Linked DNA regions of Mus musculus: regions 1, 2, 3, 5, 6 and 7 are each linked to region 4. A link is a loop called in an ENCODE intact Hi-C map of the cell type or tissue named here. Cell type or tissue: heart. All regions are shown on one strand.

Evidence for each region. Hi-C counts contacts between places; a loop is a spot of excess contacts. Peaks named below come from ENCODE experiments on the same cell type or tissue, not always from the same donor. Only the 100,000 strongest peaks of a DNase experiment are listed, where the experiment ranks them.
Region 1: it touches region 4 in a loop (9-fold over the local background); 15 of 42 quality-filtered maps call a loop at or near these places.
Region 2: a loop joins it to region 4, with 6 times the contacts of the local background. A loop is called at or near these places in 12 of 42 quality-filtered maps.
Region 3: a loop joins it to region 4, with 3 times the contacts of the local background. A loop is called at or near these places in 9 of 42 quality-filtered maps.
Region 5: it touches region 4 in a loop (4-fold over the local background); 3 of 42 quality-filtered maps call a loop at or near these places.
Region 6: it touches region 4 in a loop (2.7-fold over the local background); 8 of 42 quality-filtered maps call a loop at or near these places.
Region 7: a loop joins it to region 4, with 3.0 times the contacts of the local background. A loop is called at or near these places in 6 of 42 quality-filtered maps.

What each region holds. Positions count from the first base shown.
Region 1 is chr9:32,270,697-32,274,696 of GRCm38, reverse strand. No RefSeq gene overlaps it. Among named protein-coding and RNA genes, the nearest start is that of Kcnj5, 72 kb to the left of the region's middle. In heart, a CTCF peak has its summit at 2,494 (motif pointing left); no DNase peak of the experiment used is centred here.
Region 2 is chr9:32,693,733-32,697,732 of GRCm38, reverse strand. The region is part of intron 3 of Ets1 (E26 avian leukemia oncogene 1, 5' domain); the gene reads right to left. Among named protein-coding and RNA genes, the nearest start is that of Ets1, 59 kb to the right of the region's middle. In heart, a CTCF peak has its summit at 1,684; DNase peaks (open chromatin) are centred at 882, 1,752, 3,102 and 3,442; H3K4me3 peaks cover 2,438 bases; H3K27ac peaks cover 2,334 bases.
Region 3 is chr9:32,665,566-32,669,565 of GRCm38, reverse strand. All of the region lies in intron 3 of Ets1 (E26 avian leukemia oncogene 1, 5' domain), which reads right to left. Among named protein-coding and RNA genes, the nearest start is that of Ets1, 31 kb to the right of the region's middle. In heart, a CTCF peak has its summit at 2,242; DNase peaks (open chromatin) are centred at 1,855 and 2,205; H3K27ac peaks cover 489 bases.
Region 4 is chr9:32,587,596-32,591,595 of GRCm38, reverse strand. No RefSeq gene overlaps it. Among named protein-coding and RNA genes, the nearest start is that of Gm31871, 4.9 kb to the left of the region's middle. In heart, a CTCF peak has its summit at 1,500 (motif pointing left); a DNase peak (open chromatin) is centred at 1,485; H3K27ac peaks cover 212 bases.
Region 5 is chr9:32,759,264-32,763,263 of GRCm38, reverse strand. No RefSeq gene overlaps it. Among named protein-coding and RNA genes, the nearest start is that of Gm3331, 22 kb to the left of the region's middle. In heart, no CTCF peak of the experiment used is centred here; DNase peaks (open chromatin) are centred at 1,733 and 2,413; H3K27ac peaks cover 1,590 bases; H3K27me3 peaks cover 255 bases.
Region 6 is chr9:32,745,571-32,749,570 of GRCm38, reverse strand. The region is part of intron 8 of Ets1 (E26 avian leukemia oncogene 1, 5' domain); the gene reads right to left. Among named protein-coding and RNA genes, the nearest start is that of Gm3331, 36 kb to the left of the region's middle. In heart, no CTCF peak of the experiment used is centred here; a DNase peak (open chromatin) is centred at 1,780; H3K27ac peaks cover 300 bases.
Region 7 is chr9:32,709,683-32,713,682 of GRCm38, reverse strand. The region is part of intron 3 of Ets1 (E26 avian leukemia oncogene 1, 5' domain); the gene reads right to left. Among named protein-coding and RNA genes, the nearest start is that of Gm3331, 71 kb to the left of the region's middle. In heart, no CTCF peak of the experiment used is centred here; DNase peaks (open chromatin) are centred at 1,682, 2,233 and 2,541; H3K4me3 peaks cover 454 bases; H3K27ac peaks cover 1,429 bases.

The DNA.
Region 1 (4,000 bases), 320 kb after region 4:
GTAATGTTGACAGGAAATGCACTGTTGCACAGTTTCTGGGAGGTGAAGTAACAGGCAGACAGAAAGCATGGAACACTGAGGAAAGGGTTTGCACAGTGGCAAGAGCAGAGAAACAGAGATGGGAAAGGCTGAGATGTCGGACTGCTTTGTGTGTGTGTGTGTGTGTGTGTGTGTGTGTGTGTGTGTGTGTGTGTGCGCGCGTGCGCTGTGTATGTACACATGTGTTAGTGCATGTGTGTGCATGCATACATGCAAGTACATGCGATGTGCATGTACACATACGTGTGTGTGCATGTGTGTGTATATGTTTCTTCATGCATGTGTGTGCAGGTGAATGTACACACACACACACACACACACACACACATGTGTGTGTGTGTGTGTGTGTGTGTGTGTAAGAGTGAGTAATATACTTTGGAGCTGGGGCCCTTCCTTGGTGCTATTGGGAGGCCATGGAGAACTAAACTGTGAGACTCTAGTATGTCACTGTCCCTGATTTAACTCAACCACACTCTGTCACAGATCCTCAATGCAACAGAACAAATCAGTCATGAATCGATTCAGATGGAGCTATAAAACTGTGAGCTAAAACAGTCCTATCCTCTCAGTAAGTTATTGGCACCAGTATTTGTTATAGGAACCAAAAGCTCACCAACACAGTGATTGTGTGTGTGGCAGGGTACTTGGTGTGTGCTGACCTGGTATTGGCCAAATACTGTTCTCCTGCTCCTTACCAGAGACTCACCAGACTTCTAAATGGCAAAGTTCAGAACCAGCTGTGTTCGGAAATGGGCTGTAAATGCCAGAAACAGTGCCCAAAGGAAGCTTACCCCAGGCAACAGACACTGGGTTAATGAACGGCTGCTGCTGTTTTACAACGAGACTGGTGATCTGATTTGACTTTTAAAACTAATTATCTATGTACAGGAAACTTGGGTTGCCAATGGCAGTTGTCCTTGATGGGAAATGTTCAGTTCCACAGAGTTCTAATCCAGTTCTCACATCCGCTGGACACACCTTGCACTTATATGGTCTATGGTTTGAGCATGGGTTACCTTGAGAAAACGCAGATTGAAGCTGTGTGCCCAGTGTAAGCATGGAGTGGTGGTGGAGCCTGCCAAGAGGATAATGAAAAATCCACCTTCACTAGGGACAGCTGAGGTCTCTGGGAAACAGTTCTGGTCCTACAGGGGTCTGACAGGATGGGTTGTTATAAGGTAAGGCCCTTCTTCCATTTCTTCTCCTCAGTACATGCCCACCCACCTTTCTGCTTTCCAACTTGCGCTGAGCTCTTATGGCACATTTTAGCTTTCCAAAATAGCAAACAAACTTCTGTTCTTTATAAATTACCCAGTCTCTGGTATCATATTGCAGTAACAGAGAACAGACCAAGACAGCAGCCTACGCTTCTCAGAACATTTTTTCATGGATCCTCCCTTTGTTCCTGGGTGACTCTGTGGTACCCCGACTGCAGGTCAGTGTCCCCCTTTGCAGAAACAGCTGTGGAACCTGAAGGAGGTAGAGTTTCCTGTCATAGGGTTGGTGCCCTTAAATTTAACGTGGAGTGAGATAGTGTAATTAGTCACAGAATTATGAATAAGGAGTTATGACCAAACATGGTCTTCTGACTCTAGTCTAGATTCTTTTCGACTAGAAAACTTTCCCAGAAATACATTCTGGGGAAATATCCTATGGACAAAGTGTTCTGTGGTCCAATGTGATGTGTTCTTTCTAAGCACTTGAAAGTCATGGCATAGAATGTATGAATTTTTAAGAAACTCTGCAGCAGAGCAAACAGACTAAATTGTTTAACCTATGATCATGCCATCTTCTGGAAGACTGGGGAAACTTTCAGAGATAATAAGGTTCTTTGAAACAAAGTTTGGACAGTGCTGTTCAGAAGCACTGGCTATACTGTTGGCTATAGTTCAGGACCACCAGGTATTAACAGGGAGCTGGAGGGAAAGATCTTCTTCAGGAAAATGGCTCCTAGGTCCTGAGGGATGGAATCAACCAGGAAGCTCCACTAATAATGTAGTCATGCAGTTTCTGTGGTCCATGAAGAGACTAGTTCAGTGAAACAAGCACAGAAATTTACATTTTAAACTCCTTGCAAGAATGCTGGTGTGCATGGAGGTTTGCAAATGCTGCGGAGTCTTTAAGAGTCCATGAAACTGGAGAAGCTGGAGTCTGAACGTTTTGTGAAATTTTATAAAACACAGCAATAAAAGACATTTTAAAATTTCAATACATGAAGGTCTTTGGAACTCACAGGGTCCCCAGTTCCCAAACAGTGCTTATCAGCAATCACTTCTCAACCCCTTCAGGGCCATTGCTTTTTAAATCTGCTCTTGTAAACAAGTGGAGTGAAGTTGTGGACCCAGAAGATCAGCGGCTGAACCACTTGTTCTATAGTCAGCCACAGGCAGGGCTCTAGTAATCGGGGCACTCGTAAATAAAAAGTGTGCTGACAGCACCCTCTAGTGGCTTCCTCAAAGTCCTACTTCCATTTCAGTAAGCACGTTTGAACAAATTGTTTGTGGCCAGGGGCAGTTTACTTTGTGTCAAGCTCTCATGAAGCTTATAAACAAACAGACACAGTCATTAACTCAATAAGTAACTTCTGGGAAGTGGTATTTAAAGAATTAAGAAGGCTGTGGGGGCAATCCATGGAGGCTGTCTGGTGTGTCTCTGTGAAGGGGTGGCCTCCCGTGACTTGTGAATCAGAAATCTCAAAGACAATGAATCAGAGGCAGATTCTCTGGGCCATACCAGTGAGCTTGGATTTAGTGTGTGTGTTTGAGGATAAAATAAAGAGGAAGAATTCTCCAGGAGAGGGCACAGTAGCATTCACCATCCAGCAGACAGCTCTCAAATAACCTTTAGGAGACACTGATGTAAGTCTAGGATTCTACACATCCCATGAGATGTAGGAGGCATGAAAAGTTTGATTCAGTTACCCAGTTAGTGTTTTAGTCTCTCCTACAACACCCTTGCTGGACAAGAAGCTACCTCTGTGGCCTGTGTATGCTGCCGGTAAGCACTGTGTCCCTGAGCAATAACCGCAGTTTGAAAAGACACGTCTGATTGCTTCTACCATTGAGGGTCGTCCCTCATACAAAGGCACAATCCTTTTGTTCTAAGAGCTGTATATACACCATGAATAGCATATCCCACCTTCTCAAGTCTATTTTTCCTGGGGTGGGGGTCACAGGGGAGCTGAGTGTGCTGCTAAGGGATGGAGGAGGCATGAAGGTAGGAAACCTGTCTGGACCACAGTCAGCCACATTCTCTAAACTTTTCTGGACACAGTCAGCCACATTCTCTAAACTAAAGTGGGACTCAGTCCAGAGAACTAAGATAACCTTTAAACTGTAATAGAACCAGGCACTGTCCTGGCCCACTCACCTGTGATTCTGAGCTCAGTATTGGGAGCCTTTTCCTGGCTTCGTGGAAGCCACTCCTTGCATGTTTAGCTTCTTTGAAGAGTCAGAAAATCATACCTTTCAGCCTCCTAATAGTTATAAGTGCTAATAGAAGAGACCAATTTCCCACCACAATTAAGTAAGCAGTATTACGAAGAACTTATAAGGACAGTAACGGACTTGCTAGCAGTTCCAGGAAACTATGAACCACAGTCAGGACAATAACTTTCAGAAATTTCTTGTAGGTCTTGGGGTACCTGGAGATTTACCTCACAAGGTGCAGCACCAATGGAGCTCTGATAAAGTAGATCATTCAGGAACTAATTCTCATTTATCTAAATGTCGTCATTTCTTGGCATATTGGTTTTATGTTTGCTGAAACTATCTAAGCCCTGTTTTGTTTTGTTTTGTTTTGTTTTGTTTTGTTTTGTTTTGTTCTTCTCTCGAAGTTGCTATGCCTAGGGAAAAAAAAGAGATCTTTTTCCTCTTCACTGTCTATATTCAGAAATGATTTGTAGGGGGTGTGTATTGAGAGAAGGTCTGTCTCACCTCCAAGCAACCTGTCTTTCTAACTT
Region 2 (4,000 bases), 110 kb before region 4:
CTCCTGGCTCCATCGAACACCCCAAACCCACTTTCATAGCAACATTTCTATATGTAGCTCTGAGTGCCTGAGAAGTCTCCCCAGCTCTAGGAGAGACCCCCAGCTCAACCTGGCTCTGAATGTCATCACACTGTGTTTGTACAGAGCAATCCGGCACTGACTGTCAGGAGCGTCTCTAGAAAGGATGGCGCCCAAATGTCTTCATTAACATTTTGAAACACATCAGAATGTCAAAACGTCATCTTGGCTTGTATTGAAAGTCTAAAGAACAGGTTAAATATGCAGTTATTTACGGCAGAGGCAAGAGATCAGGGACAGCAGTTAAAGTTACAGATAATCAGACCCAATAGACGTGTGTGTTTTGACATCTGATTGTTTTCCAAAATGCATCATCTTCTCCCTTTATCTTTCTAGATCCTTTCACCTCCAAAGTCACTTTTCTCTGAGTCCAGCTTCCTATTCTAAAAGTAGGCACTTTGCACTCTGCTAGCTTCAGGAATCCCCAAGAGTTGACTCCATCTGTTGAACACTAAAATTTCCTTCTAAGACAATATTCGATGTCTTTACTCTCCCTCTCTTCTTCAAATCCTTTAAGCCTGCTAAATAAAACCATGAGCCAAAGACACTAAGTTACATCTGGTCGTGGGATGCTTTCCTTCTTCAAGGACCTTTGGTACGGGAGGCCAAAAGATGGCAGAATAGAAAGGCAGTAAAGCTAGTTACTACACTGACCAGGAAGGAATCAGACTTTCCCAAAGTTAAACAGATTCTGTTCGTTTCTCCTCCCACTACCTCCCCCTCAACCTAGAAAAGAGGAGTGAGGCTCTAAGGGACTTATGACAGGGGCGCTCAGGATGCAAGTGCTCGTAGGCCGGGCAGCTAGCCAGACACCCTTTCAGCACTTCACAAGAGCCTCCCATCAAGCTCCAATACTGGGGAGACACAGTTGGGACGGGGTGGGGGTGATCTTAGAGACAGTGTCAGGCCCCTTGCTAACATTAAGGAATATTACCAGAAGTTTCTCGCTTATGTGGGAAAATTCAAACAACGGAATTAGGGAGCTGGAAATTCTATAAGCGTTTTCCCATTAGTCACAAAACACACAGCTGTGAAAATAAATACACCCAGCCCCCCCCCCCCCAAAAAAAGCCAAGGGTCTTGGGCCACCAACAGTCCTCCTGGCTTCTGCATCCAGTGCTCCTGAGGGAGCAGCGCAGCCCAGAAGGGGACCCGGAGCTGGGGTGGGGGCCTCACTGTTGCCACTCACCCGGGGAAGGGAAAAGCTCGAGATCCACTTTTTCTGTCTTGATGATGGTGAGAGTCGGCTTGAGATCGACGGCCGCCTTCATGGTGCCCGGAGTTGAGGGGGCCGGCGGGATGAGAGTAAGTTTGCTGTAACTGTTGTTTTGCTTTTTAATGGGGATTTTTGAACCCAGTGGAAGGGGACAGAGCGCAACCCTAAAATCTCAAATTCCCGCTGACCGCCCCGCGGGAAGGTGCGCGCCCAGCCAGTCCGCGCGAAGTTGGCACTTGGCGGAGCAGAGAGCGCGCTTAGGTCCCAGCCTCGCCCGCGCCTCGCCCGCCCGCTCGCTCCTCTGTCCCGGGCGCTCGCTCCCTCCTCCGTCCGGGGCGCTCGCTCCCTTGCTCGCTCGCACGGCTGGCCGGCGCTGGCGCAGTGCAGCTCGCCTCCGCTTTAGGGCGTTCCTCACCGAGCCCAGGCCCAGGGTCCCAGCCGCTGCCCTGCCCACTCGGCGAGGCGGCGAGGGCGGGGCGGCGGGGCGGGGCTTAGCATCTGCAGCCAATCACCGCCCGTCTCCCAAAAGCGAAAGGAAGGGCGGGCGAGCCTGGCCCGGCGGCGCTGCTCCAGCTATTCCGCGCGCGCGGGGCGAGGGCCTCAGCCCACCGCTGCTAAGAATGGCTGGCGAGCCTGTCCCTGGCATGCCGGGGCTACTGCCACAGTCTCGGGAAAGTCCGTCTGATTCTGCACGCATTCTTGAAGGCTTGGTCACCCTCTGCGGCCCCGCTCCAGTAGCAGCATAGTTTTCCAAGTGCGTGTACATCATTCATTCACAAAGCTTGACACACAGGACGTGAGGCGTGGGTGCGCAACGAGGGGCGCGTGCGGGGGATTCCACAGCAGGGGTCCTGCGAGGGTTCCTGCCTAGACCTGACTCAGAATCCCACCCGTGGAATGGTTGGGCAAGACAAGGGCAGTATTGATGAACAGAAACCTCAATCAACTTCACTAGCTCAGAACCAAACCTATTGGAGACCCCCAAAACAAAAGTCCCAACGCTCCTGGATTAGCCAGGGAGTCCAGAACCTGTAACTGAGTTTCTAATTATTCTGTTCCTCTAGTTGTGTCACCATTGGCCAACGCTTTGTCAGACACTGCTCTATTAGGAAAAAAAAAAAAAAAAAAAACAGCATCTTTTCCTATATCACCACACCCACCAACACTCTGGTATGAATCTCTGGGGTTCATCACAGTGCATGTCCTTGCCATATTTGAGAACTCCCAACATGCCAGATAACAAGATGAGTGAGGTAATCCATAATTTGCCACTGATAGATACCCATTATACATCGAGAGAGTTGGTATAAATTAACAAATCACCCAAGGACATGGAAGTATATATGTAACTGGAGCAAGGCACTGATGTCCACCTTTGAGTAAAAGACAACATAACAAATCTTCCTGAGCAACCTCAGGGAAAGCTATTCTTAGTACTGTTTCCTGATTTCTAAGCATGTGCCGAACTGCTACCACTTGCCTGCAACTGTAATTTCTGTTCCAGTAGACTTATTCACACCTGCTAGCTTTATCTAAGCATGCTTTCTCCCTTCCAGCTTTAGCAGAGTACAGGGTTCCCAAAGCAAATCCCAATCCGAGGGGTGGAGTGGGGGCAGCAATGGAGTGTCAATCTCTGGGTCTTGGTCAAATTTCCAGTCTCCACCCTTCTTGGGTGACCAGAGGAAAATATGTGTATGTGATAATCCTCAATTTTTTTGGGGGGGGGCGGGGGGGAGAACAAAGACCATGCTGTGTTTCTGCAAGGTATGAGAAAACAATGCTGGCCTCCAAATGACAAGAACAGACACTTCCAAGCCTGGGAAACGCTTAGGGAACCCGTTGATGAATGAATTGTACGTTCACACGCCCAAATAAGCAGCAAGGCAGAATCTTGGACTGGGCCCTCCTTATTATGACGTCTGCAGAACTGGACAAACTAACAGTTTATTTGGGGAATTTTCATTTTGACGTGGCAGTCTTATGAAAAGTCTGGAGAATTTCTACTTTATTTGCAAAAGCAGTTTCCTCAGAATCCCTCCTTCCTCATGGCCTCCCCGAGGCCTCTTCCTCCAGCAAACCCGTGTTCAGTTAACACTACTGACATGCAAGCATGTGCAACACTAAAGGAAGCCTCCCACAATCCAGCTGGGAGCATTTTCTACCCTGGCAACAGTGAGTCAACATGGTCCTTGTAATGCTTCCACAATGACCATCAGTGTGCTGGTTTTCCTGTCCCTAACTGTGTCGTGAAGTGAAGAAGCTCAAAATGTGCTAGTGTCCATCCAAATCAGAAGGTGTGATGGGGACGTCTCTGATGGCAAATGTTCGATACATCTCAAGCCCCACGTGTACAACAGGATCTGGTTGGAACTTACTGTAGGGTGAGAAGCACTGACAGAGATCCAGTTAAGATATTTATACATTTTGAGGACACTGATCATCCAATCGGGACTGTTGATCACTTAATTAATGTTGGACACATGGAATTTGCATTCTCCTTATAACACAAGTAGATTTCCCCAAACATTCTTGCAGAGTTTAAAAGCCGTTGCTATATTTTACCTTCCAAAAAAAAATCATACAATTTTCCCCAAGCCTAGGACATTACAGACTTTCAATAAATATTTCTCGAGTGAAGCACTATCAGTTTACTGGTTGCTCTGGGCCTCTTCTTGTATGCTGCCTGTAGTGAACATGACCTAGGAG
Region 3 (4,000 bases), 78 kb before region 4:
ATGCACATCATGTTTACTGTATGCCGGCATGCTTCAAGCTTCACAGATAGGAACTGAGTGATTCTCAGAGTGTGACTTCTGGGTTTCCAGCAGCCATAACAGGGGCAGCTCCTGGAAATGTATTAGAAAAAAAAATCAAAAGAATTCCTCAGCCTAACCTTGGAGTAGGGCTTTAAAGCCTGTGCCTCAGCAGATTCTGGCGTTTCTAGTTTAATGAGTCCAAAGCAAGAGTTAAATCTTACATCTCTAAGTCCTCCTCCTCCTCCTCCTCCTCCTCCTCCTCCTCCTCCTCCTCCTCCTCCTCCTCCTCCTCCTCCTCCTCTTTGGGCTACTGCTGCTACTGCCACTGCCTGTAGACCAAGCTAAAGAATCATCATCAAGTTGCCCAAGGTCACACAGTGAGGACGATCTCCTATAAACCTCGGTGACCTCCTTTAAGATCCCGGCTTCCTTACTCCTGGACCATCTCTGAATTCTTTTCCAAGACATTGCGAAGCGGCAGGATCCTGTGTATGACACGAGTGTATATTGATCAAAATGCCACTGTTAAAAATTGGGATGAATCAAGACCAAATCTATCGCTGCCTTTGAAAAACATACTACCTGGAATGGAAAAAAAAAATGATGGTGCTCTGGAAGGGGAGCAGAGTATTGTGTTTTCTGATACATGCTATGAGCAGTCATGATGGCCCTAACAAAGAGGCTGAGGTCACATGTGGACAGCTGGCGGCTACGGCTGAACTTTAGTCATGTTGTCTCCTTTTGGAGTGGGCTCTCTGGCTTCTGATTTCTGATTCCCAATAGGACCAAGATAGAGTCAAGCTTTGCCCGACTCCAGTCAGGACTGGGTTCCATTTTCTATTTCTTCTGAGAATGGCTTGTATGGACCCTGTCGCTTCTCAACAAGGCTGTGGGCAGGAACTAGCTCTAACGCTTCACGACAGCAACATTTTAGTGAGTTAGAGACTGGGTGCAGGAGCCTGACACACACAATCATTCTCACTATGGTGATGGAGAGAGAGGTGCTGTAGCTGAGGGACAGACTAGATGAAGGGAACAGAAAAGAGGCAGGGTCAGTGGGCTGCACTCCAGGCAGACTATAAACAGTAACAGACATTACAGCCCTGGCTTGTGTAAGGAGCTCCATTGATTCACAAGATTCTCTGACAGAAGGATGATGAGAAGCTAAAACAGAAAGGGCCCATTCATTCATGCAGAACACAAGCCCTTGGCCCCCATTGGCTCTCCATAATGGCTCCAGGCTGATAGCAAGGAGGGGGCCATAGGGAGGGAGGAGGAGGTAAAAAAATGAAAGAAAATGATGACTGCAAGATCGTTGTGAAGCAACGTACAGCTGCACAGGCAATTGCATGCAAATGTGACTTCCCTTTTTAGCTGTAGTGAATGTCCTCAGAATCGTGTGTTTTTCTCTTTCACGCCATTTCTCCTCTCTTCCGTCCCTTGTCATTTTTCCAGGCTCCCCGATTCTTTGTCCCTTGTCATTCATCTTTCATCATCTTTTCCCAATACCATCTCTATCTCTACCAACCCTCATCTCTGTTTTCTGTCAGTTCTGCACATCTCAGTTTTCCCCCTCTGTTCCTTTTCGTCTCTTCTTTGCTTTCCTGGTTCCCGACTCTCCCTTCCACTTATTAGCAAGAGTTTTTCCATTTAAGCCTTAGCCTTATTCTCTTGGCCTCCCTTCTTCCCATTCCTCTCCTCCTCCTCGGCCTCTGCCGCTCGAGAATGAATGGGAACAATACTCTGATGAAGGCCGCTACGAGCAAGCCTGGGTGTTCATGGATGGTCCCTCCTGTCAGTATTCCAGTCACTGACAGATGTGTAATCCTTGGAAAAGAAGTCCATTCATCCCTTCTGAGAGCACAGACGTGAGGCAGAGCAGGGGTGGGAAGTAGCCATGAGTCGGAGGAGGGGAAGGAAACAGAAGTTATAAATAGGATGAAAGAAGATGGGAGGAAAAAAATGGAGTATTTTTTTTCTCCCTTTCTTTTTATTCAGCATATCTCCACCAAAGAAAAAAAAGAAAAAAAAGTGCCACAGCTGGAGAAATCATTCGTTCATCCACATCTTCATCTTCCTTCTTTAAAAGAAAACCCACAATAGCCTTCCAAAAAACAACCCATCGCCGAGGAGAACTGGACCACAGCCCAGAAAGAGGTCCTGCAGCTCCTTCATCTGGACAGCTCACAAGGCAAGGGACAGACAGGGAAAGACTCAAGGTTCTTTGCCAGATCTTTCCATCAGAGGGAGCCTGGGGAAGTGGGAGCTCTTGCCTCTATTTGCAAACAGATTACCATCCACTGGTAGGGAGCCAGACCCCATGGAAGCAGCCTATCGTTCCAAACTGCAATGGCTGGCATGTCGGGCCATTCTGAGGATGGTTATTATTCCCACCCCAAAGCCACAAGTCTAGGCAACCCGAGCTTCTGTCTTGGAACCGCAAGCTACGGGGGAAAGAGCTCTATCATACTGCTAAGAATTCTGTACATTTTAAGGCTGAGGACATGTGAGTTGCTAGTTACTCATATATTTCACAGAATCTGTCTCCCGGGCTCTGAAGTCAAAACATTTTAACTTCTCAGAGTGTTGGCAAGAAAAACAGATAAGATTATCACCCCCACTTGTAGTAATGTACTCCTCAGTTAAGAAAGAGAAAGGCTCTTACCCATGGGACGAATCTCAAGTTAGGCCACTCATTGGTCAGCTGTTCCCTCAGTCTCTGTTCCATGTTTGTCCCTGGACTTCTTGTAGGCAGGACAGATTTTTGGGGTTGAAGGTTTGTGGATGGGTTGGTGTCTTTATCCCTCCACTGGGAGTCCTGCCTAGCTAAAGGAGGTGGCCACTTCAGGCTCAGAAGAGTCTAGGAGTCAGGAGGCTAGGAATCTCAGCTAGAGTCACCATAGACGCCCTGGAGCCTTCCCCATCTCAGGTCTATGGTACATCCTAGAGACATGCTCTCCGTGCCCCACCCCCACCTCAGAGGTGAAGGGAAGGTGGAAATGGAGGAAAGGAATGTGTGAGGGGAGGAAATGGGAGGAGGGAGGGCTGCGATCAGAATGTAAAGTGAATTAATTAATTAATTAATGTAAAGACTTAAAAATAAATTTAAGAAAAAATAGAAAGAGAAAGGCTATGTCTGTTAGGAAGAAACGACATTCTCACCTTGGGTTTATGAGCAAGTGTGCAGAGACACTGGAATACAAATGAGATTCAACTTGTAACAAGAGGAAGTGTCATCAGAGTTGCATTCAGTGAATAAAAACCCTAAGGCTTGTGACAATAATAGTATTCAAGATGATACAAACCTAGGCATGGCTATGTGGGTCTTCTTATAGAGATGAAATCTAATTTGTTCACAATTTTAATGGCTCAATTTTTTTCATATTCTTACATCTCCAGTCTTGAAGTCTAACCACTGTGTAGGCACATCATCTTCCCAACCTCTTCATGCAATGGATACACAGCTGAAAAGTGTGTTTATGCTTTTGACTGTTTTTAACCCTTGAAGGGATGAAGGTATCAAAAAGGGAAGGAACAATGGCATAGATGCTACTTAGTCAGCAGAATAGTGATTTCAACCTGTCCCAGGACCTGAGAAGAGCCTCCTACACTGTTCGACCCACCACAGCACACCCCTGCCTGAGAGCAGCATTGCACTCCGTATCTCTGTTCCCTCCTGCTGCGGGATGAAGCAGATATTTGCTTTATTTTCCCACTACTTTACAAGCCACTTACCATAAGTCAGAAGCACACTGAACAACCACCACAACAAAGCATTGCACTTAGTTCCCAGAAATTACCCCCAGTCTCTTTGGTTTCACCTGTATAATTCCTGTGAATTATATATTTTAATATGTTGGAGCAATGACATTTCTTGTGCTAAGAATTTGACCTGATAAAATGTAGATAGGTTTTGGAGTCGTTCTGATTATTGTTTTACACACACACACACACACACACACACACACACACACACACA
Region 4 (4,000 bases):
CCTCTCAAAGAGTAAAGTCCATACCCGGTTCCAAATGCTTTAAACAACGTAACCGCTGTGTAGATAGCTGTTACACAGTAGTGTTTAGAGAACTATAACAACACACCCAGTTACTACAGATAAAGTATCCCAGGCCAGGCTGAAGAGTGTACAGAGCCATGTCTGGGGGGGTGGGGGGCTGTCTATTCTCTCTCTCTCTCTCTCTCTCTCTCTCTCTCTCTCTCTCTCTCTTTCTCTCTCTCTCTCCCTCTCTCTCTCTCCTTGCCATTTATTTGCTCTCAACATGCACCGAACTATTTCATTCTCACAGACCCTGTGATCTATGGTGTATTATTATCTACTTTATAACAACAAGAAACCAGGCCCATGGTGAGTTGATAGTTACCCCATCTCATAGTTGGCACAGGCAGGCTTGAGTCCGGGTGGTATGGCCTGGAGACCCAACAACCCTGCGCATAGGACTCCTGCTCACTGGCAGACTGCCCTTCTGCTGGGAGAGCAAAGAAGAAACAGTGTGGCTGGCCTGGCATAAAATAATTAATAGGAACTTGAGTTAGACTCTGGTTCTTGATAGGTCATTTCCAGAAGAGGCAGGTCCTTGGGTCCATCTGTGCTGTCTCGTGCAATAGGGCTTCTTTCATTGATAAAGGTAAACAATATTTTGTTGTAAGTATCTACCACATTTGATTGCTCTATTTAGCTGTCAAAAATAGTTAGGCTATTTTTCACCCCTTAGCCACTGTCAACGATGCTGTAAGAACCATGAAAATGCAGTGCTAGTTCTCTACAAGATGCTGACGTCAGCTCCTCTGGGAAAAGGCCCTGGAGCAGATTCTTCCCTGGGTCTCCGTTAGTTTTAGGTTGCCATGGCAGCGGCATCTTTCTGCATCCCCATCAACAGTGCAAAGGTTCCAATTGCCCATACCCTCAACAATGTTTATTCTTGTTTTGATAATGCTGTCTGACAGGTGTATGATATTTTCTCATCGTGAGGGAAGAATACAGGAATGAAATGTCATATTGACAATGTAAAAAACCAGTAAATGATATTTGGACAGTCTGCATGCTGTCCAAATCTGACTTTAAAAATATATATATCAATATACCCTAACTACAAATTCTTAGTATTTTTTTATTATTCAAAATTCCTTATTGGTATTTACCCTCAGAAGTTGGAGGGGGCAATCAGTTCCGAAAGCACTTCCTACCTAGATATGCTATTCGTGTTTCTTTAAAAAGTGAGCCCCTCTGGGCATGGTGCATTTTTATGAAAAGGCTAGGTAAGTTTGGGGTAGGAGGACAGAGCTGAAAAGTCTGTCGTCTTTGTGGATAGGGGAAGCCACATTTAAAGGGCATTTTTTCTTCAGAAAGAGACCTCTTAGAACAGAAGTTCAAGCAAGAACATTCTTTCAGCTAAAGGCCTCTCTCCTCCTACTGACTGGCTCCATCCCTTGACAAAGACACGAACTCTGCTTTGTAGCGACCCCTGCTGGCCATATGCACGTGGTACAATGTAGCCAACTACCCGTTCCTCCTGAGATGCTGATAAAAAACAGAGGCCAGCATATAGGCAGCCCCTCCTAGTCTCTTCTGCCTTCTGAGTTCTGGACTATCGTGAGTTAAGAGAAACCTTCCTGGTCGCCCAGCCTTTTGCCTAGGAGCTGCTAAGGACAGAGATGGGCAGACACGAACCCTTCCCCCTAGACGTTTAGAGATGACTACAGAAGAGAGGGTATCATGCATGCTAGAGCGTGGCATTGCAGCGAAGAGGGGGCCCCCATATATAAGCACTAGAACGTTGGCAGAAGAGGCGCTGTGTGAGCTTCTCTGGAGCACTGAAGCAGAGAGTGTGCCGAGGTCTAAGGAGGACGCATGCTGGGGGGGGGGGGGACACACACACGACAGGGCTCCCGCTGAGGTGGGAACAGTGGTATGGGAAGGTTTCCTCTGCGCTTCTAAGGCTCCTCCTCCTGATGATGTTTAAAGCAGAGCTCTCCTCTTCCGAGAATAAGGAACATGAGTGAGGTGGGCTTTCAGAACCCTCACTAAGGAAGAGGTTGGCTACGCCCCTCCCAGAGACCCTTGGCTTCTCTGTTAAGACACCATTTGTCACTTCTTTGCTCAAGACTGTTGGGTGCAGTAATGACCACAAGGGCAGTCTAGGGAGGCAGGTAAGTTCTTTTCATCTAAAGCTGGTGGGAAAAAAAATCTCTATCCTCATCCCATGGGATTTTGGGTTCTATTAGAATCCAGTTCAGAGATGACTTACAACAAAGCAAAAAAACCAAAAAAACAAAAACAAAAACAAAAAACAACCCAAAAAAACAAAAAAAATTACAAAAAAAACAAAAAAACAAAACAAACAAACAAAAACAAGTGAATTAATTGGATGTTAACAATAGTGTTCCTCGGTTCTCCTTGAAATCATTTAAAATGTTTAAGGGCAGCTAATGTTCATCAGTCATATTGGGTGCACCTTGTGATGGACAACTGAGCCATAAGAAGTGACAAGTGTCAGAGGAGAGTCTTGGACTTCTTTCTAGCATCTTTGTTACTTTCAAATGTCCATAACAATGTCCCCAAATGGAATCATCAAGCTATGCCCCAGCTCAAATAAGGTTCAGCCATTACACACGGGTAAATCCTTAACTGTGTAGGGAGTCAGGGGACTGCTCTTGACTCTGTGGGGCTGGGCTCAGCCTCTTGTTACCTGAACAGACAGTGTGAACACAGAGGAAAGTAAACAGCCCTTTGCACGTTAAGGACCAATATGGATATAGTAATGGATTCCTCCAAACCTCAGCAGCTGAGTCGATTTACAGCTGGGAAATTAGACAAAGCTCACAACTCCCCGAGCTGGCTGCTTGCCCCTTAAACACTACCTGACTGTCACCAGCCCAGGAAGAAATCAAGTGGCCTCCTGGCCTCAAAATCTCCCAGGGTGTTCAAGGGCTCCAGGCAAGGAAACGTGACCTTCCCTAGACCCCCAGCCCCCAGATCTCCAAAATGTTCATCTGGTAGAGCAAAGACAAAGCTTCTGAGAGCCTTTTTTTCTGGGAAAAAGTGGGGGTCTCTGTGATCCTGGGGGGCCCAGCCTCAAAGAAACTTGCTGGAAAGACTTGGGGCTCTACTGTCAGAAGCTAAATGGGAACGAAGCAAGAAAAGATGGAGACAATTGAAAGATAACCCTGAGAGTCTCACTTTTCCGAAAATGGGAATGAGTAACGTCGTAAGTCCTTGGACTGACGGGGCAGAAGGAAGCTGGAAGCAAGTGGGGGAAGTTTAATCAACACAGAAAAGGGCATGGAAGAAGGTCTAACTGAGAAGAAGCGGGAAAGGGAGCTGAGGAGAAGAGTCGGGTGCCAGCCGAGCTAGGAAACCAAGCATTTCAGTAATAACACAACAGCTTTAGAAAATCAGTTGTGAAAAAAAAGTCAATAGAGTTGAAAACTCCGTTTATCATTACTCTGCTTCCTAAAGTGTGGGACCAAAGGCAGCAATTAGCATTGCAGAGCTGGGCTTCAGGGTTCAAGTCATTGGTCATGTGCAAAAATCCATGATGTGCGCGTGCGCACAAGTTGGGTGAGGCGTGTAGAACAGTGTACTGCTCTATTGAGAAAGATGAACACACAGAATCAAGGATTGACAATGCCATTCAGACAACTGCCCGTTGAATGGAGCATGGGAGCGGGAGGTGGGGCTGAGAACAGGTTGGTAATCCAAAAGAATCAGAGACGCCAGAGACTCACAACCATCTGTGAGATGCACGATCAGCTGAACTGAGCTACTCGGCTGGGAAAATACAAGAAGCCAGCAAGAGGCCTGTAGGGCACTGGCTGCTGAGAGGGAGTTCTCAGTGAGTGTCCAGGCTGTTTCTGTCTGGAGGGGCACTACAGCAGGAGGCCAAGCCTCAGTGCAGGGCTAACAGGACGAGGCAAGTATTGCAGATCAAGCTCAGCCAGGCTTACTTACACAACCGTGGAGGAAAGAGAGTTCAAGA
Region 5 (4,000 bases), 170 kb before region 4:
TCTCTTCAGATGAGCTAACTCGGGTTCCAACTCCTCTCCTTCCTCCAACCTGTCCCCTCTGATCTGCCATGTAGAGACAGGGTGACCTTTCTAAGCACAACGCAGGAGCTGTGGCTAAGTCAGTAGGAAGAGTGCCAAGACTCTACCTTGTGCTTCACAGGGCCCACCATACAGGGTCACCTCCCGCCCATCTCTTGTGACCCCACCCCAGCCTCTGCTTCTGCAGCTTCTGCTCTGTCCTTCTGAGTTATGGTTTCTCTCGCAGGTTGCACGTTTTCTCTGTACCTCAACCTCTCCCATTCCCACCTGGCTGGCTTCATCCTCACCCATTCAGACCACAGACCTCTTCAGGTTCTTGTTCTTGGTATCAAGCCAGTGTCAATCTCACTGGAGAGGGATTCTCATCCATTCCTTAGGTGACCTCAGCATTTAGCAGGGTATTGAATCCATCACAGCTAATACAAATAATAATGAGGACTAACAGCGAATCCTCTAGAAATGAGCTTAAGCCGGGTGCATTACCTGGAAATTGGATGAGAATAATCCAAGTAGAGAAGAAGAATGTGGGAGGACTTGGAGTAAAATAGGATTCGCATTCTTGTACCAGTTCTGTCACCAATGGATGATAGTTGGAGGACACAAGTCATGTACCCTCCACTGCCCTGTGAAATCATGACTGCCTAGCTGAAGGGATTGTATAATGTCAACTTAAGGTGATTTGGATTCTAAAACTGTAGAATCAGACTTCTGACATTTTGACTCTTGGCTATCACTCTTCTAGGAGTGTCTAACCTACTGTCCACAGTCCAAATGTACTATACAATAACTATGAAGGTGTCCCATTCCAAAAATTATAAGTTTAAAACATTGTAAGATTGGGGGTGATTATTTTGTAATTTGATTTTTGTTTGTTTGGTTTCTTTATAACAGGATTGACCATGACATTTGTAGACAAAATGGTTGTGATGAAATTGTAGATTGGACACCCCTGAAACACTGTTGTGTTTCCCAAAGAGACCTTTCAACTCAATATAGAGGAGAAAGGAGCTGCCAGCAAGACCCAGACAGAATGATTTGAGGAAACTGGAATGCTCCCAGATTCCCTCAGTTATGTGTTCCCCCTTGTTTTTAATTCTTGTCTTTGTTGTCTGGGCTTCAGGATTTGGATCATCACATACAGCAGCAGAGGGAAGACTCTTTGGAATCTGTAGTCAGAGTTCTGATGTGGAATTTCAAGTAGGCTAAACACACAGGTTCCTAAAGCAATGAACATGTGCTGCCAGTATCATGCCGGTGGCACACTCGAACCCTCCTCCAGGGCTCTGTGATGGGGCATAAAAGGGGCTTTAAATTCCTTGGGCACCAGGGCACGGATATACTTTACTGTTCTGAAAACTTGGCTTTGGAGAAAGCAGATACATGCACACATATCTGCCACTCCAAACACCCGTCATTGTCTATCATCTTATCTACTTAAGATGCAAATAATACTCATATACAAAATACATACAGATGTGTGTATATGTCTCCAATTAAAGGACCACATTTCTTTGTGTATTGCGACTTTGTGAATCTTCTATTGACAGGGAAGTCAGAAATTATGGAACAAGACTGACCTAAAATGTAGCTTGGAAGAGAGACAGGCTCTCAATTGTTAGGGATGGGGTTGGGGTTGGGCTGTGTTGTTTCCTTCCTTCCTTCCTCCCTTTCTTCACATCGTTGGGACCTTGTGTACAGTAGATAAGTGCTCACTCATCACTGAGCAACACCCCCATCTCTGAATTAGGTCTTGAACTTTCTGTCTCAGAGATCTGTGAGGCCAGCTACCATTTCTTATGAACAGTGCACAAAATTCCCAAAGTACATAGAAAGTCCCTATTGCCATCTCTCTTCCATAGTTTGGAGGAGTCTTGAGTTGACAAAGCAATCTCAGACCAAGCTACTAATTGTTACCACTGGTGGTCTGGCCGTCTGAAGACCGGTGTCAGTTTTTCAAGTGTCAATGCTCTCTTGTTATTTGCAGGTACACCTTGGGAACGGATCTCAAAGAATAAGCTGTAGTTTCACATTTGCCTACACAAATGTTACAATTGCCTGCTATAGAATAGCTCAGGTGCAATGGCTTCAACTGATAGTGTGTCAAGCAGACAACATAGAGAAGACACTGGCCATCTCTGACCTTAGTAATTACCACAAGTGGCTGCTGAAAGTTTCCTAGACTCTTTATGTCTTATCACAGGGAGTGACCAGAGTCAACTCAACATCAAAGTTCCCTGTGCAGTGCTGTGGCTAGGCGTATCAGAGCCTGAGTGACAGAGAGGAGAGATTAGACAGGTCTGTAAACTCCCTGCAGGCTTTGGGAATTGGGAGCGTGTCACAAGACCTGGCCATTGTAGATTTCCTCTTGTTGCTGTGGGCAGATGTTCATTGCTATCGTTATTTTGGACGTCAGCACATAGAGATATGCCAGGCCATTGAAGAGTGGCTTTCCCAGGACAGACATATTTGTCAGGAAAATGGAAACATAGGAGGGGGCTGGGACATAAAGTAAAACAGGAAATGGCATTGGCCCAAAGGCAGAGGACAGGTCCACTTTATCCCCTGAGTTCTAAGCTCTCAACGTATGGGTGTGACCCAAATTTATCCTTGGGATTTTTCTCCAGTGCATCAACGCCTGCTATAATTAGACCCCTGGAATGATTGCCTTATTACAACAGGTACCATAGAATGGTTTTGGTCTTGTTTTTCATTGCTTTTAGGACCAGGTGGGGTTTTATAGCATGGAGGGATCCCTTTGGGTGGTTTGCAGCTAACAGTAAATTCAGCCAATATGGGATAGGTACCAAGTGGCTAGGGTTGGTCCTAGAGGCAGCTCCCAGGTGCGTCAGAAGGATCCTCCCAATCTGAGACAGAGAAGAGCCTCTGTAGAAGCAGACCACATTACCAACCACCTCCAGCGCGAACTCTACCAAAAAGGAGAGGTCACAGAGGATTTTGACAGTTGAAAAGCATCCTTGCTTAAAAGGAGACTTTGTTCCCTTTCCATGTTTAGAGGATGAAGTGTACCTCTTAGTACCAGGATTATGGATCCCACAGAGGGTGAGCCACCACCCTGTGTCCTCAAAGGAAGTCTTTCAAGTCCTAGGGCAAGCACATGGAAGAAACAAGGGGTTACAAGTCAGATGGCTCTCTGGCGAGCCCGGTGACCTTTTGTACTCCCTTCCACTAGCGTTTCTTGACTCCAATAAGCTTCATGTTAAATAAACATGAACTAAGGAGAGATATATGTAAGAGCTGCAGACTCACATTCTACAGGGAACAGGCAAACATGTAAATGAATGAATGGGGCTGGCCCACTGGGGATGAAATAGAGTCTTATTCATCCAGGAGAGAGCTTATTCAGTGTCATGGCATATGTCAGGAGGTTACTCATTTGGGCCATGTAAGTGGGTTCCATACTCTGAAGGACAATCGAATCATCTCAGAGAAGGAATGTTGTTTTGTTACCACTATCTTCCATGGTCTCTCCCTCATTTCCCCCCAAACACAGACCACAATCTCTCTTTAGGTTAAAAGAATTACAGTCCACTATGTTGAAAAGCTTTGTCATGGTGTGGATATGATTTGAACCTAACATCCCAGTGTGCTGGTGCAGCCTCTTGGAGATAGATGGAGGCTGGTGGAAAGTGGTTAGGACAGGACATGACCTCAAAGGGGATTCATGCTGGTTTTGAAAACGGCTTAGTTCTCTTGAGAGTTATTATAAAAATACCAAGCCTGACCCCTAATCGCTGTGGCTCCCTATCTCATCAGGGAAGGTCTCTGTCTACACCCACCCAACACCATGCCCCCACCATCAGGTCCTCAACAGAGGTCATATACATAGGGCCACTAAGTTTGGACTTTGGGCTCCAAAACTCTGTGCCAAAGAAAATGCTTTTCTCTGCTACTTACCTCAGTTATGTTCTGATAGCTACAGAAAACTGATCCGCACGTATCC
Region 6 (4,000 bases), 160 kb before region 4:
AAAGAACACCAAGCCTGCTACCCTCCAGGGGACCTGAGAGAGGCCACAAATCAGAGGCAGCTTCCCATAAATCCCTGCTCATCTGGGTCACATTTTATGTCTCATCTTTATCAAGAAATTGCAAGGCCTAATGCTTTCTGTTGATGACTGAATATTGAGGTCTCCTGTGTTTTGGTCACTGACTCTGAGGCTAAACCTTGAAGTAAGCTGGAAATAAACCTTATTGAAGTGTGTGCGTGCACATGCACAAATGTCTGGCTTGTCTGGTTGAGTGTTTCTGTTTCTCTTGTTGGTGTTTACAGAATTGGAGACTAAACCCAGGACCTTGCACGTGGTAGGCAAGTTTTCTAAGACTGAGCCATGCTCTCAACTATTTAATTACCTATTCATATAAGCATCCATGCATTTTGAGTCGGGCTCTCACTACCATTGCCCAGGATGGCCTTGAACTTGTAATCCTCCTGCCTCATACCCCTGAGTAGTTGAGATTGGAGGTTTGCACCAGCAAGACCAACTATGGCAACCCTTCACACTTGACAATGTCACCCTCATTCATTTTGTGTTCTCGGCTTGCAGACTACCTGCCCAAGGCAGTGACTCAAAGCTGGCAGTAGAGGAGGCAAGATTAGACATCAGGTTCTTCTACTCCATCCACATTTCCACTTCAAATGTAGTTCATATCTATCATCTGGGCCCTGGTAAGAGGCTAACACAAGACGTGAGCTCGTATGGATGGAGTCGCCACCAGACAGCTGTTGTCCTGGCAGACTGCTCCTATTTTTACCAAGGTTTCTTTTTAAACTATCCCTACATCGCTCCTCTGTGGGGCTGTGTGGGTGAACACATATGTGCACATATATAGAGGAAAAGAAACCTCAGGTGTCTGAGAGAAGCCACCCACTGCTGTAGTGATCTGGAAGTCCAAACAGACTAGACTAGAGCTAACTAGCTAGCTAGGCCAGAGCTCCAGGAATCTCCCTGACCTTTCCTTCCTAGCACTAGATGTCGAAAGCACACCAATGTGCCATGCTTTTTAAGGTAGGTGCTAGAGATCTGAGGGTCAAACTCCATTCCTCGTGCTTGGGAGGTAAGCACATTGCCAGCCGAGCCATCTGCCCATCTTCCCACTTTCACTGTGTTTCCTATTACTGGAATGTATATGATTCCATGGAGGCCCTCTGACAACACCTGACCAGCACACACCTCCCTGCTAACAATTCTAACACTATGTGTTTTATCAAATGCCTCCAGGTTGGTACTCTTACGTTTGTGATGTCAGCCATGATACCTCAACATTTAATGAATGCTTTTGCCAAAACCATAATCCTCGGGGGGGGGGGGGGGAGTGGAAGCATACAGGTTTGAAAGGTACCTAAAGGCATCTCTCTATTAAATTATATTTGGGGCCAAAATATGGATGACACCCAGGCTATGCTGTACCAACACACTCCCAAAATAAAGCAGCCACACCTCTTGTCCTTAGGGGGTTCATGGCGCTCTAAGAAGCTGAAGTTCTTTAGTTCTACTCTGAAATTCAAATTGAATACCTCAGTGTGGATAGGAATGGCATATTTATTTTAACCTATGAAACTCTCATGGTTGAGCACCCTTGCAACGGGGCTGACTCTGCCCTGAGACACATCTGGCAGGTGGCCCTAAAACAGCGAATAAGCCTGGCTGGCCCCTCCCTTCCAGCCAGGTGTCTCTGCCCACAGCCAACGGCGACAGCAAAAACAGAACACTGGAGTCCGGAAGTGACCCGTCTGCTCAGCATAGCCTCCCTTTTTATACCCCGGGGAGCACCTGTCTCTGCGATGGGGTGGGTGACTCCAGAGTCTTCATACACCCTTCTAAGTCATTTACAAACAATCCCAGAATCTTATTGTTTCCATGAAGTCATGGTGTTGAGGGGCCAATTAAATAGAAATCAGCCAGCAGTTTCTTGCTGTGTATTGGACCCTGTGCAGAGCTGCACTGGGGCCTGTGTGAGGATGACACTGCTCTGTAGCTCGGCTCTCAAGGCCTGGAGAGAACTTTGATAAGAGAGAGCAAAGGCTGTCTGATATCTACTTCAGTTCTATGCCTAGAGTTGTCACCTCCTGTTTCTTCTGAGTTGTGGCTTTCTGGTACCACTGTACCATCCCATCTGGCCTCTAACGTGGCCTAAATATGGTGTATTCTACAGTCTTCCCACAATGCCTTGATTTAGTAAGTCCCTACTATCCTGTACTCTATAAATGTGGCCCTGTGTCAAAGCCTACAAATCAAGAGTAGTGAATAGAATATAAACTCTACTAATGAGACCATTAAAGTTATACTTGCTAAACACAGTGATGAAAAATAATTCAGAAACCCAGAAAGTCAAACGCGTGCGCACACACACACACACACACACACACACACACAAATGCATGCAGACATATATACACATAAAGCCTGCACAGATGGTGACCCATACAGAACTTTGATTTTAATTCTTCCTGGTGAAAATGAAAGATAATGCAACTCAAACTCCCTGGGCTTCGTTTTCCTGTTCCTAAAATGGAATAGCAATTTTGCTTGTCTTTAATCTACAGATGTCCATTAGGCCTCTCTTAGAGAAAAATGGCAGTCATAAGGAGAGAACACTGAGGAATGAACGTCAGAGCCGAGCAGTCTGGGAAAAACACAGAAATCGTGCAGAAAAGTGAAAGATAGCGGAAGAGGCATTTGTCAAAACAGAACTTTCAAAGGAATAGCTGTAAACTGCCTAGATAAAATTTAATAATGCTTCCAAGAATGAAATCAACTTTCATGTGGCAACTTTCAGGAAGTATAAACCTGGGAGATGGTTTTAAAAATCAATCATATCAATGTAATTTTTAAAACATCTTTATGGAATAACCACTGAACTACTGTAAGTTCAGAATGAGAATGAAAGCACCCGCTAATTAAGAGTGGGTACGCACCATGAGAGGTAGCAGAGTTAGGAACCGACCTGGCTTGGGGAAACCTGGGTCACAGACAGACTTAGCTCCTCATTCCCACGTGATGCATTTTCTCTAATCATTCCTGCTCCGGCCAAGCCCCCACTACCTTCCCCAGTGCTTGCACAAGCATGGGTCTACGTGGTCTACCAGTACTGAGAAGTGGGGTACCTTGCCTAGCCACCAAGACCCAGGCAAACTGGCCACTGGGTCAAGAGGGCAGCAAGTGGCCAGCTGGGCGCCCCACCTGGGTGTTCACTGAGACTCACTGGGCTAGTTTGCCTTGGACTGGAGAAGGCAGTTACACATTTTTCATGTATGACGAAAGACCTTTGTTGCTGCTGTGGCTCTGCACACCTGTGTGCATTCAAGTGTCCACAAGTGGGGGTGGAAGGCAACAGGCAAAAAAAGACCGCTCCATTCTCTTAAAGGGGCTGCCTCCGTTTATAATCTAAAGTTCAGAGGCAGCCTCTTGCCTCTAAGCCCACCACAGATGTTGTCGCGCCGTGCGCACTTCAACCTAGCTTGCACATGAGCCTGCAGAGCCCATCAGTGAGCCTCAAGTCAGGAAGTGGCTTTCTTTACAGCCTTTCCCTCCTGGGGTTTTCTAGGGAACAGACTTTTTAAGAAGCCACCAGAGAGATCTCAGCTGGGGTCAGGGGTAGAAAGTAAGCATTGTGTTATAAACCAATGAAGTTTTTTTTTCCCCCTAACCTATGTAAGTATCTTAAAAGAAACACCTTGCTCTGATACCCAGGTAAGTAGGCAGAAGAGAGAAGGATGAGTTGACGGATTAGTAACACTATAAGCCCGAGTCTCCAGACTCTGTATGTAACTCTGGCAGTCCATCTCTGGGACTAACTTAACTTCTGGGGAGAGGATCCTCTGCATTTTAGGGATAACGAACATGGCCAGTCTGGTCTATTGTAACTCTCGGGGAGACATAAGTGAGCGTCAGTCTGTACTAGCTCTGACAAGCACGCAGCCAGCACCTAACTTATGAGCATCTTTCACGTAGGGCTTTTGACTAGACT
Region 7 (4,000 bases), 120 kb before region 4:
GAGTGTCATTCTGGAGCAACATTTCTCCCTAAGTTCTTCAGAAACCCCAGCGGACAACTATCCACAAAGCCAACACATATACAAATGTACATATTATGGCTCCCTCTGCTACCTGTTCCCATTGCAGTTTACAAGGGCTGAGTGACAATCACCAAACTGTAGACGTCCCCCTCACACACAAGAGAGAGAGGTTCCTGGTGTGTGACAGTGATCATTAAACAAGCAGTGTTTGATTGCATGACACTGGAATGTACAGCAGCTCTGGAAACAGAGGGTGCCATTCTTATCAAACCAGGGCCAGGGAGGACATAGTTAATGTCTGATCTACAGATCTGTATCTAAAACCACTGACAGGAGAATCAAGAGTCACTGTGCCATTTGAAGCCTCTCCAACATTACCATTTCAGTCCTGTGGTGCCCAAACAGAATGGGCAAGATACAGTGAACATCACAGAGACACGGCTCTACCCAGGAGATAATATCCAAGTGTAAGCTTGTGAAGCAAGCCTCCCTCTGGTGAATGAAGTTGTCTGTTTCAGCCCAAAGGGCCTGAAGTCTTGGAGCAATTCAAGTACCTCTCATCCAAAAGCAAACACATCTGGAGCGCTGAATCTACAGATTTAAGGGCTCCTATATCTCTCCTAGTTGATCCCTTTTAGCCACACAGGTTTCTTCCTTCTGGGTCTCTTATAAGAGCCCCATGCGCCCAGACTTCAGTGTACTGACAATCACGCTGCTGCCTCCAAGTCCTGTCCACACAGGCCCAGAGCAGACATCTCTGGGCACCTCTAACAACAAACCCAAGAGGCTGACCCAGTCACCAGGCAGACCCAATCTTCAGATCAATGGGCTAGACAGACCAATAGTTGGAGAGCAGAGAAAAAGTGATCAATGCTAAGGGGGCAGGAGCTGAAGCCGCTCTCTCCATCCGCCTGCGTCAGGTGGGAAAGAGAGGCCCGTATGCGCAGGCCTCATCATCCGAGGTTAATAACTGGCTCTGTCTCATCAGGAAGCCATTAGGAAACTGCAGCCACCACAGCCCAAGCTCCCTGGGCCTAACTGTCTGCATGCATCTGGGGAAAGCACTTATTACCTCCACCCAGCAGTGCCAGCAGTTCCGGGGTTACTCCACTGAGAGGCTTAAGCAAGCCAGCCTGCAGAGTAGAGTGGAGAGCCTGGGTGCTGAGGAGAGGCAAGTGGGAAGTAGGCCCCTAGAGATTGGAAGATGGAGAACTCAAGTCAGATGTGTGCTTTGAGCCCTCCTTAGGACCCTGCCCTTCCTGGACAGCATGCCTTTGTTCAATGGGCATTGACTGTAGGCTGGGGGTGTGCATGGAACTTCTTTGGGGGACACTGAAAACGTTTTGAAATGACTGAGGTACTTGTGATGATTACACAACTCTATGGATGTATTAAAAGCCACTGAACTTCTACTATAGGAACTCTATCTTAAAAGACAGAAGTCAGCTACTGACTCACAGAGCGATGGGAACACCTTGGTGACTGACAGCCATAGACCCTCCACTTGGGCGTTCCCCTTCTAGTGGGACAAAGCTATCCTGCTAAATACACAAAAAGCAGTACTCCCAACTCCAGAGTGACCAAGGCTTTGCAGTGAGGGACCAATGTGGCTGGATTCCAGAAGCTTTGGGAAGGGGAAGAGGAAGGAGACTGCAGATGTCCTGGGATGGGAGGAAACCAAGGTGACAAATACGAAACCAATTACTGAGAAGGGAAGGCAGAGGGATGCTGGGGCCTCCAACACCCACCTCTGACACACGGAAATGCTTCTGATGGCAGCTGGACACTGTGGGAGAGACTGGGCAAGGTCCACGTCCAGAGCCAACACCTGGTGTCAGTGATGTCTGGGAACACTTATGTAGAGGCCCCAGATCCCTCTCATTTCCCAGCCCCTCGCCACACCCAGAGGAGGCTCTCCAGGCCCTCACTTAAAGACCCTCAGAAGGAAGTATACCTTATACTCTGCACCCCGCCCACTGGCTAAATGTTTTTCTCTCTCAACCCCTAGAAGTTGATGGAAGAGGGATAAATACAACAGAATTTCAGGAAGACCGACATCAACAGAACATCACAGACTGAGAACTGAGGCACGACCTGTCACAACACAGGGACAACACTGGCAGTCACTTGGCAAAATGTTCAAGAGGGATAATGAGTTCTGTCCCCTGGAGTGCCCCAATCCGACACTGATGGATTCCCTAGCCCTTACTCACATGGCCCAGGGCCCCCACCCCCGATGAGTGAAGCAGGGCATAGAGGTGGGAGAGGAAAGAGGAATGGAGATATCTGACAGACAGAAATCAAGAGGGTAAGGAGGGACTCTGGTTCAGGGAACGTACGCGGTGAAATTCAGAGGAGCAAGAAAGGACAGAGAGAACGTGCTTCAGAAACATTTCTCTGAGCCTTACACACCCTCCAGTTGGGATAGAGCCCTGTCTTGGCAGCAGGCTCATTGCTGCTTTATAATATACTGAATTAGTCATTGGATTAGCAAGCACATTTACACACACTGGCGCACAGCTGTTTAAAGACACACGATCCCCTTTTCTAGGTGCTGGATTCTGGTTGTAAATCGTCGGCTGCAATCAACTGGTGAAGGCCAGAGATGCATGGGTTTTAGGGGAAATCTGCAGGAGCCTGAACAGTCCAGCAGGCACCTCTTTGGGAACAGGAGCAAGAACCCTGGGAAAGGATAGCAGGCTGCTTCTGTGTCAGGTGGGTTCGCTGCCTACACTTACACTCTCACACCTACGGTAAAGGGGGGGGGTGCCTGGCTCTGCAAGTGACCATTGGGATTTCTGATAGTAGATTTCCTCCTTAAGGCTGCCCCAAAAAGAAAAGAGTCCCGGAGGAAAATGAGTGCCTTGACAATGGAAATCATCTGAGCTTCGATGGCAGGCATTCTAAGAAGTTGTTGCAGTTCGAAGGACAGTGTCTGAAAAGAAGGCTCTGGAGCTGGAAACTCGGTCAATGCCTGAACTCAGATAAGGTAAATGTCTGAAGAGAGGGACTGGAAAATAATAGAGCCAGCCACAGGGCCGTTCTAGCGCACTTGGTTAAAGGGGTGTCAAGTGGAAAATTTTCTGTAACCAGGTTAACAGCAACCACAGTTTTAACAACCGCTGAAGTAGGAACAGTGTGACCAGCGAAGTAGAACTGGTACAGAATTCGGTGGGCTGAGATAATGGTGACACCATTTCCTGAGACCCTGTGGTGTGGTCTAAAGAGGAAAAAAATGTATCTTAGAGGAATTATCTCTAATCCTTGCCACAGCCCTGGGTGTGCTTTCTTATTATCTTCATGTAAGGATCAGAAAAGCAGGGCTCCGGGAAGCTAAATCATTGGCCTTAGGACGAATCAGTGAGTAAGAACACAGCACTCAGCCGTGGCTATCTCACCTGCCTTCACTGGGGAGTCGCTTCACCCAAGGGCAGAGATCCCTGGGTGCTGAGAAACCTAAACATGAACTTTCCTTATGATTAGTTCTCATCTGCCACATGGGAAAAGGAGAATGGCTGTGTAACACAAGATAAGCAACCAGTGGCACGACTGAATCCACCCGACAAACTTAAGAACCCGGCACTAATGACTAAAGGAGATGAATCACATTTAGACTCTGTTGGAACAGGAACTGGGGGGAGACCCACAAACACGGTGTGAGTAGGCTCTGTAGAGGAGTATGTGCCCTGCACCAGCCTTCCCTAATCCACATACTACTTCCCTAGAACTGGGCTGAGTCGGAAACACACGTAGCTGAATACGATTTTCCTATGCAGCAAGGCAGCTTGGAGCAACCAGAGCCTTACTTCATCTTCACTCATTGCTCACTCACTGTGTGAGGCATGCCTGCAAGCCATGACTGCTGACCAGAGCTCCTCTGAAGCCACAACAACTCACCAGGGCCCACTCTCACTGATACTCTGCTGCTGTTTTGTTCAATAAGTACCCAAAATCTGCTGAAGGCTCTGAAGCTTCTAAA